Regions from separate parts of the Homo sapiens genome. Here region 2 is linked to region 1. Evidence: chromatin contacts called from ENCODE Hi-C or POLR2A ChIA-PET data. All regions are on one chromosome and are shown on one strand. Each heading gives the region's core, a stretch centred on a gene start or an enhancer-like site at or near the end of the contact. The rest is flanking DNA. Distances are from core to core; before and after follow the strand shown. Region 1 holds the start of NTN1 (netrin 1). Region 2 overlaps PIK3R5 (phosphoinositide-3-kinase regulatory subunit 5).

What was found. A loop is a pair of places that touch in the nucleus more often than their neighbours do. ChIA-PET counts read pairs that join two places held with the same protein, here RNA polymerase II (POLR2A). Pooled maps may share reads with other maps.
Region 2: a loop to region 1 is called in a pooled map, with 2.6 times the contacts of the local background. The contact joins the enhancer-like site here to the promoter of NTN1 in region 1. A Hi-C loop is called at or near these places in 2 of 50 pooled maps. POLR2A ChIA-PET finds 5 or more read pairs at or near these places in 2 of 52 experiments (HEK293 and activated B cell).

What each region holds. Positions count from the first base shown.
Region 1 is chr17:9,019,514-9,023,785 of GRCh38, reverse strand. NTN1 (netrin 1) reads right to left here and starts at 2,276. Exons shown (of 7, transcript NM_004822.3): 1 at 2,201-2,276; 2 at 395-1,475. The coding sequence starts at 1,412. RefSeq lists silencers at 2,025-2,814, 2,865-2,914 and an enhancer at 2,335-2,878.
Region 2 is chr17:8,913,744-8,918,015 of GRCh38, reverse strand. The region is part of intron 1 of PIK3R5 (phosphoinositide-3-kinase regulatory subunit 5); the gene reads left to right. Among named protein-coding and RNA genes, the nearest start is that of PIK3R6, 48 kb to the right of the region's middle. RefSeq lists silencers at 1,623-1,692, 2,123-2,172. Within about 2 kb of position 1,780, at least 10 of the 41 ENCODE cell types and tissues checked have a DNase peak (open chromatin) inside an H3K27ac peak, as active enhancers do.

The DNA of each region.
Region 1 (4,272 bases), core at 1,027-3,526:
CAACCGCGAGCCCAGCTGCAGCCTTGGGAAAGGGGGGTGGGTGCAGGTGAATCCCAGCGTCCAACCCAACGAGGGGGAAGGCAATGAATGTTTGCGTTTGGATCCAGGGTTAGCGGAGACCTATCTGCAAATGTTCTGCCAAACCCCCTCCCGGGAACATTTCTCCTGCTGCTTCTTGGCTTCGCAGAGAGCACTGGGCGCAAATTCGGGCGTCCACCACGAGCGCCACGCGAGCGAGTGGACCTGCTCTGAGCCCTCCCGGGTCCCGGGCATCGGCGAACGCGCCTCCCGCCGTTCCCTCGACCCGCGCTCCTATGAACTCGCCGCTGCGAGGCCCAGCAGCTCCCGCCCGCGGCCCCACCCGCCGCCGGCTCCGCCGCCGCACCCCACTCACCCACGCACTCGTTGGCTTCGCGGGCTGTGGCGCGCTGCCAGGGCCGGTCGTAGTGGAAGGGCTTGCAGCGGTCGCACTCCGGGCCGGCCGTGTTGTGCCTGCAGTCGCACACCAGGCTGTCGTCGCGGTCGCGCACGCAGCGGGCCGCGTGGCCGTTGCACTTGCACCGGCCGCCCACCTGCAGGTCGGACACCGCGTAGAAGTACGAGTCGCGCGCCAGCTCCGAGTCGTCCTCGTTCTCGTCGCCGAACGTGTGCAGGCGGCTGAAGGCCACGCGGATGTCTGTGGCCGTGACCCAGTCCTGCAGCACGGGCGAGTTGTCGAAGTCGTGCGCCGAGGGCCGCCCGTCCAGCGTGCTGAAGGCGATGAGGCCGCCCGAGAGCGGGCGCATGTCGGTGTGCGAGTCGGTGCACACGGCCTCCTGCTCGTTCTGCTTGGTGATGGGCGCGCGGTGCGGCCGGTTGTACATCTTGCGGCACTGCGTGGAGTAGAACTGGAAGGGCACCCACGTGCGCCCGTAGTCCATGGACTTGTAGATGGCCATGGACTCGGGCCGCGGCGAGCAGAACTGCAGGCTCACGTAGGTCACTTCGAACTTCTTGCCGAGGGACAGTGTGAGCGTGACGTTGTGCGGGAACTGCAGGTAGTTCTCGGACTGCCAGCACGTCAGGTTGTGCGGGTTGTTGAGGTCGGTGAGGAAGGCGGGCGGGTGCGCCTTCTTGGGGTCGGACGCGTTGCAGAGGTGGCACGAGCGCAGCCGCTCCTCGCCGCGCTCGCTCACCACGCAGTAGCGCGCCGGGGGCCGGCCGCAGGTGCTGGACACGCGCACGTCCTTGCCGAAGGCCGCATTGACAAAGTCCGGGATGCAGCGGCGCGGGTGGCCGTTCTCGTCCGAGCAGGGATCGGGCTGCGCCGCCTGGCCCGCGAACATGCTGAGCCCGGGCCCGCCGCGCACCGCGCCCACCAGGCACGCCACCGCCGCCAGCGCCGCCAGCGCCTCCCACACTGCGCGCATCATGCTGCGTCCAGCTTGCCCCGGCCCTGCCGCGCCGAGGATCTGTCCGCCTGCCGCAGAAGGCGCCTGCGGAGAGAAGGGAGCTGCGCTCAGCCAGCCCGCCCCGCGCCCTCCAGCTCTCGGCGGGGTGGCGAGCGGAGATGCGGGAGAACGCCCGGCTTCCTGGGCACCCACCCCGCAGCCGACTGCCCGCCTCTCTCCCCCAAAGTCCCGCGGGCGGCGAAGCCGGGGCCCTCCAAGTCCGCACCGCTCGCGCCCCTTCTTCCCCGCCCGGCGGGAGAACGCTCTGCTTCCCCGCCACCGCCGCCCCCACGCCGCCCGAGGGGCATGCCTGAGCCGGTCTCCCCGTCCGCGACCAGCCCCCCTCGCACCCCAAGTTTCGGGCGCAGGAGAGCTGGGGGACCCCGACTCTGCACGGCCCGCGCCCCTTCGTCTCGCAGCCCGGGGTCCCTCTCAGATGCCCCCCGATCGCGTCCCCGCCGGAAAGTCCGCGTTCGGGACTTTACCTCTGGAGGGGGCAAAAGAGAAAGAAAAGTTTGCCTGGCCCCTCCGGGGAGCCCGCGCGCCGGTCGCCGGAGAGCCTCTCGCTCGCTGCTAGCAGGCGCGTCCCGCCTCAGCGCGGGCTTGCCAGCTCCATGCCCGGCGCGGCCGCCGCTGCCCCAGCCCCAGCCCCGGTCCCGGCCCCGCCGCCGCCTCTCTCGCCCGAGTGACTACGCGGCCGCCCGGCTCCCGCCGCTCCCGCCGAGCTCGGAGTGCTGCCCTGCCCGCGCCCGGGGCGCACACACACTCACGCTGGCCGGCGCGCACTCACACACACGCGCGCTCGCCCCCGAAGGCTCCGCCGCCGCCGCCACTCGCGCTGGGAGTGAGGGGCGGAGGGGAGCGCGGGGGCGGGGGGCGGGGCCGCCGGGCGGGGCGCCGGCCAATAACGTCCGCGAGCTGCCGCCAGCTCCGAGCAAAGTTTTCACCCCGGGAAAGAAGAAAGTTAAAGGGAACCGGCCCGGACGCCCGAGAGGGAGAGCACAGGCGGGTGGGAACCCGGGAGCCCGAGAAAGAACAGCAGAGACAAAGAGAAAGCGAGGAGAGCACCCGGGGAAACCCCGGAGAGGGGGCTGGGCCGGGCCAGGCGCGCACCCCGTGGGGGAGGAGGGGCCGCCGGGGACTGTCAGCCTCGCCCGCGCCCCGCGCCGCCCGGAGAGCCTCACGCCCGGGGGAGCGCGCGGGCGGGGGAAGGGGGCCACTTTCTCCCTCCCGGTCCCAGCCAAACACATCTGTGTTTGTTTTCTTTGCTGCGCGGAGGTCGGGCCTTCCTCTAACCCAGCCTGATGGCCCCCGGTGGCACCGCGCACAGGGCTGTGCCCCTGTGGGCACGCAGCCCGGGAGCGTGAGGAAGAGGAGGAGGATGTGACCTCTGCCTGCTCTCCATTTTTGCCCGAAGCCCCCGGGGTCCGGCGAGGAGGGGCTGCTCGCCCGCACTCCCACGGATATCACCGTGCGTGAGCCTGTCTGTCGGGAACGCGGCTTCGTTCTAGCCAAGGGAGCAGTGGTGGGCAGGAGGCTGAAGGGGTAGGAAGCTGGCAGCACCTGGACGCTGGCCACCGCCCCTCCAAGACGGGCCTGCCTGGTCTCAGGCATGGGGACAGCCCAGCCCTCCCCAGATCCCCTGAGGCAGGCGTATCGGTACTTCCTCAACCGCATTTTTAAGGGTGCAAAGCCCTGTAATAGCTCATGGGACCTCCACAGCAGCTTTGCTGTTGTATTAACTCCATTTTGCAGATGAGGAAACTGAGGGTCCCGGGAGCTGAAGAAACTCGCACAAGATCAACCCCCAAGTAAACATCAAAAACAGGAAGAGAAGCCTGGGCTCCTTCCACTGCAGGGCATTCGTCAAATGCATAACCTTGCCGAATGATGGTGTCATGGGGCATCTGCGGGGCCACCCAGCCCCTCCTTGCCTCATTCTCCATCGCCCCAATAAAAAGACTGAGGACAGTGACAGCATCCTTTGGTCATCTTGCAACAGCAGCCAGAGAGCTCTGGGAAAGGAATACACTGGGCCGAGAGTTTGGAACGGAATCTCTGCTCGTTTATTTGTTACTTGTAGATGTGTGGTCCAGTAATAGACCCGGATGAAAAGCCCCAGGTCCTGGTTCCGGCCCAAGGGCTGCCTTGCTGCATTAGCTCCATTAAGTGCCTCAGTTTGTCTTATTGGCATTTTCATAAACCCTGAGAATCTAAGAAGGGGCCTCGGGGCTCGTCTGGCCCAGCTCCGTCTCCTTGGAAGAAGGCCTTCCCCAGCCTCCCAGAGAGACGGCCACCCAAGCCAGCTCTTCCAGGGATGGGAGCTCACCACAGCTCAAGAAAATAAATCCATTCCATTGCAGGACAGCCTGGATTCATCTTCTTACCCCGGGGTAGCAATTTAGCTGTGCCTTCTTGTGCCGTTTACCACACTCTGCACTGTTTATTTATGCCTTACCTCACCTTGTGGCAGAAAGGATTTCAGGTAACTTACAAGGGTACATAAAATATGACACAATAACAAATTAAAAGTGAGGTCAAAGGAAATAAATGAAATGGTTAACCATGGTGACCTGTGAAATCGCAATGGTATACTGAAAGGCAGCATAGCTCTTAGGAGGAAACGCTTCGGAGCCAGGGTACCTGGGTTCAAATTCTGCCTCTGCTGTGTGACTATGGAAAGTCTATGCCTTGGTTTCCTCCATCTGTACAAGGGAGATAATACTTTCTACCCCACTGGGTTGTGAGCATCACGTGAGTTGACACATTTGAATATTATAGCTGATGGGATATAGACATACATATTGCAGGTCTGTAACACATATAAATAGGCTTTCTCATG
Region 2 (4,272 bases), core at 531-3,030, 110 kb after region 1:
CAACTCCACAAGGTTCATTCCAGCCTTCCCCCTTCTTTATTTGTCACATCTTTCTTTAGCTCTTATTATCTATGGTTTATTCACTTATTTGTCTAATGCTAGTGTACACATAAAGAACTTTCAGATTTCTTTCTTTTTTTTTCTTTTTTTGACATGGAGTCTTGCTGTGTCACCTAGGCTGGAGTGCAGTGGCACAATCTCAGCTCACTGCAACCTCCGCCTCCTGGGTACAAGCAATTCTTCTGTCTCAGCCACCCGAGTAGCTGGGACTACAGGCGCACACCACCACACCTGGCTAATTTTTGTATTTTTAATAGAGACAGGGTTTCACCATATTGGTCAGGCCGGTCTTGAACTCCTGAACTCAGGTGATCCACCCGCGTTGGCCTCCCAAAGTGCTGGGATTACAGGCATGAGTCACCATGCCCGGCCCCGAACTTTTAGAATTTTTAACTCACATTCATATGAGAAACATATTTAATAACTGGAAAACAGTATTTGTCTATAGTTTTTATTTTTGACTTTGACCAGTATCCAGTCAAAGTACCATTTTACAAAGTTACTGAAGTTAGTGCTTTCATTCCCTATCCCCGTCAGTGTGGTTATGTTAGTAATTGATTATACAGTTAGGTTAATTTGTTATTGCTTGTCTCCCACTTTTGGTCCCCTGCCCCCATATTCTGGTTGATTTCGATTATTTATTTAATTTTGGGTATGTAAAATATCGCCATGGTTCTAAGCGTTAAAGCTATACACACAGATAATCCTCAGAGAAGTGCTGTTCCTCCCTCATCTCCAGTTTCATTCCTTGATCCTATCCACCCTTTTCTCACCTCCACCTCCCATAGTAACTAACCAATCTCCTTAATTTCTGGTGTATCCTTCCTGTGTTGGGAAGAATTCTTTTACTTAGGTCACGGTGGAGATTCTGCCTTATGAAGGCATGAGGAAGGGACTGGGGCAGAGAAGGGAGAGTCAAGCCTCGGAAGGTAAGAAGCAGGAGAGGGAGGAGTCATCCAGGACGGAAGCAGGCTGGGTCAGCCCAGGACTGCATGGGCCTAGAATATTCCAGAACACCAGGAAAGCAGTGTGGAGAGCCAGCCAGAACCTGGAGGCCCCCTCCATATGAGATGCAGGCCCTCTAACTCCTCCTTTCATTACTATTTAGAAACCCCCAAGAGGCTCTCCTCCCTGCCCCATCGTGGGCTGCCTTGGGAAGCTGGACCCAGGCAGACCCTACACCTCCTCTGACCAGCCCTGCACCAGAGGGAAGATGAGCCCTCCACATCATGGCATCCTGTCAACATGGGAAGAAAAAGTGGAAGCAGGACTGGCTCTCTCTGTGCCCTCTGGGGTCCCACCAACCCACCCCGACTCCAGGCCTTTCTGCCCCATGCAGGGTCCCCAGCAAGGACTATGAGTCCTCTTTGCTGGCTCAGAAGAGGAACTTGGAGATGGGGGAAGGCCCTGTTGTTGGATATTTCAACACCACCTCACCACTGGCAGGGGAATTGGTGGCGGGGGCGGGGGGGCGGGGGGCGGCATTCCCGGCAGCAGCTGGAATTTTACAATGGGAGCTCCTCTCAACAAGATAGGGAGGGGGCTTGGGAGGGTGATGCCAGGGAAGCCAGGCCCTGCTTGCCCAGCTTTTGAAAAAAGGCGTCATGCTGGGAGAGCGGGTGCCACTGTCTTCCCCCCTCACCTCTGCCCCAAAGCCGTGAGGTTCTGCTGACAAGTCATAAGAAACAGCTGATGACTGACTCAGACGGAAATGAGCGTGTCAAAGGGGTGGGTGGTGAGCCCGGTGTGCTGGGTTAACCCCCAGGGCAGCTCAGCTGAGGGTCCCCTGGCTGGGTTCCCTCTCCCCATCTCTCAGGCTCCCAGGGGCTAGTGGCTCAGGCAAGTCCTGCCTCTGAGAAGAACTTGGGGCGAGCTCGAGAAAGCCTTGGAATGCCGGGGAGGCTGGCACACCAGAATTCCACCAGTGCCTGAGGATATCCTGCCCTTCCGTGGAGAAGGCTTTGATGTGTCCCTTGAGCAGGGTGGGGTTGGGGGGAAGGGGCACACCGAGGCCAGGAGATGGGAAAGTCACAGGCGGCCCCAGAATGAGAAAGAGAAGCCATGGGCAGTCAGGCATTGGGTGCGGTGTGCTAGCAGCAGTCCTATGGCACTGTGTTCTGCCCCCTTAAGGACAGGAGTGTGCAGAAGTGGTGTTGGCTGAGAACATTCATTTGCATCTTGTGTTTGCATCCATTACAGTGTGGGACACGTAATGAGTGAGCAGGATGACTCACTCCTGCTTCATGGCATAACCAGCTTGGCCATCGCAGCAGGGGCTGGGCAGAGGGGTCTTAAAACCCAGATCACACGGTTCAGGACATGCTCCAGGCTAGAGACGCCTGGGCCCCGTGAGCCACCACGGTCATCACCGGTGGAGTCCGAGAGAGTGTTGCTCGGTATCCCCTCTGGCACACACTCCTGTGAGCCTTGGCCTTTTCTCTGGAGGATGCAGGGCTGTGCGGGGCAGCTGGTGTAGATAGATGTGGTGGGGCTCACAATCCCCAGCAACTGAGAGTCTAGATTTTCTTTTTTTTTTTTTTTTGAGACAGAGTCTTGCTCTGTCACCCAGGCTGGCATGATCTTGGCTCACCGCAACCTCCACCTCCCGGGTTCAAGCCATTCTCATGCCTCAGCCTCCCGAGTAGCTGTGATTACAGGTGTGCACCACCACACCCAGCTAATTTTTTGTATTTTTAGTAGAGACAGGGTTTCCCCATGTTGGCCAGGCTGGTCTCAAACTCCTGACCTCAGGTGATCCACCCGCCTCAGCCTCCCAAATTGCTGGGATTACAGACATGCCTAGCCTACCTCTTAAAGCAAAATCAAGTCTTCACTTGTTGAAGTAGAAACATGAATTGGTTTTAATTTTCTTCCAGTAACTGCCTCCGACTGTGCTGAGGGGCAATGTATTCTAGTGGTTGAAACCCCAGACCCCCTGGGTTTATACCCTGGCTTTGCCATCTCCTAGCTGTGTGACTTTAGGCAAGCTGTTTAACCTCTCTGTGCCACCAATTTCCCATCTTTAACCTGCCCCATCCAGCTTCCTACAAAATTGGTCCAGCCTTCAGCCTCCTTCTGATAGGTTTCCCTCATGCTGCTGGCAGCCCTCTAGAAAAGTAACAACAAACCGGCTCAGGCCCCACGTTTGTTCCACCCCTCACCCCAATCTGGAGCTGCTGACTTGTCCAACAGTGGGTCTGCAAGATGCCCCCTCTGCCCCTTGTCTCAGCCCTGCCATGGCTCACAGGCAGCACCGGAGCAGGCGAGCGAGTTTGCCGGCTGAGTAGATAGTGACCCGAGGAACAAAGGGCAGCATCCTCAGCTTTGGGCATCCCAGTCTGTGTCAGGACTTCTCTGAAAGCCCTCTGCCCTCAGCTTTGCGGAGAGAAGGAAGGATCTTCCAGATGGGCTGACAACCCTTTTTCTCTTCCCAATCTTATGACAGGGATTGGCGGGTCACTGTGCTGGTTCTGGACTGACACCTCCCAGCAAGCCCACCAGAGTGGCTGCGCCCACGTCCTTGACAATACTCCGTGGCTCTTAGAACTTTAGAATGCAGAGGATTTAGCAACTTTTGTCCCTAGAATTGGGTCTCAGCCACAATTTGAAAATAAAAAGTCCTCCCTGATCCCCTTGTCTGTTTATACCAGTGTCAACTCTCTCCCAGCTGCCTCGAACAAGTCCCTTATCCTTCCTGGACCTCAGCCTCCCCTTCTGTAAAATGAGGGACTTGCTGGGGAGGCCTCTGAGCTCCCTCCAAGAACCTGCTCTGGGGGTAACCTGGGAGAAATCAGCCTGTGAGAACAAAGGGTCGCTGTCACATCTGGGCCAGCTGTTCATGCCCCAGGCTCATCCATGTGAAGGTGTCTGGTGTTCTACCTCCTCCAGCAGGTGCCGTTAGCCCTGAGCTGGAATAGGACCCACCTCCAGAGGGTCTTGTGGTCGGGCTGCCATGGGAGGCAGAAAGATGAGGCCTCATCACAGGTGTCAGTCCCCACAGATGCTCATCCATGCCAGGTGCCAGCACAATCCCAGGTCAGGGAGGGGTCTGCCCGGTCTGGCTCAGGGTCAGTGGACTCACGACCTGAGCTACCTGTGGAGGTGTTAAACAGAAGATCCAAAGGCAACTGTAAAAGTCACATGGAAGGGCCTCAGGATGTCTTTGGGCATCCAGGTGCTGCTAATGGACACACCCAAGGTCTTGAGTCACCA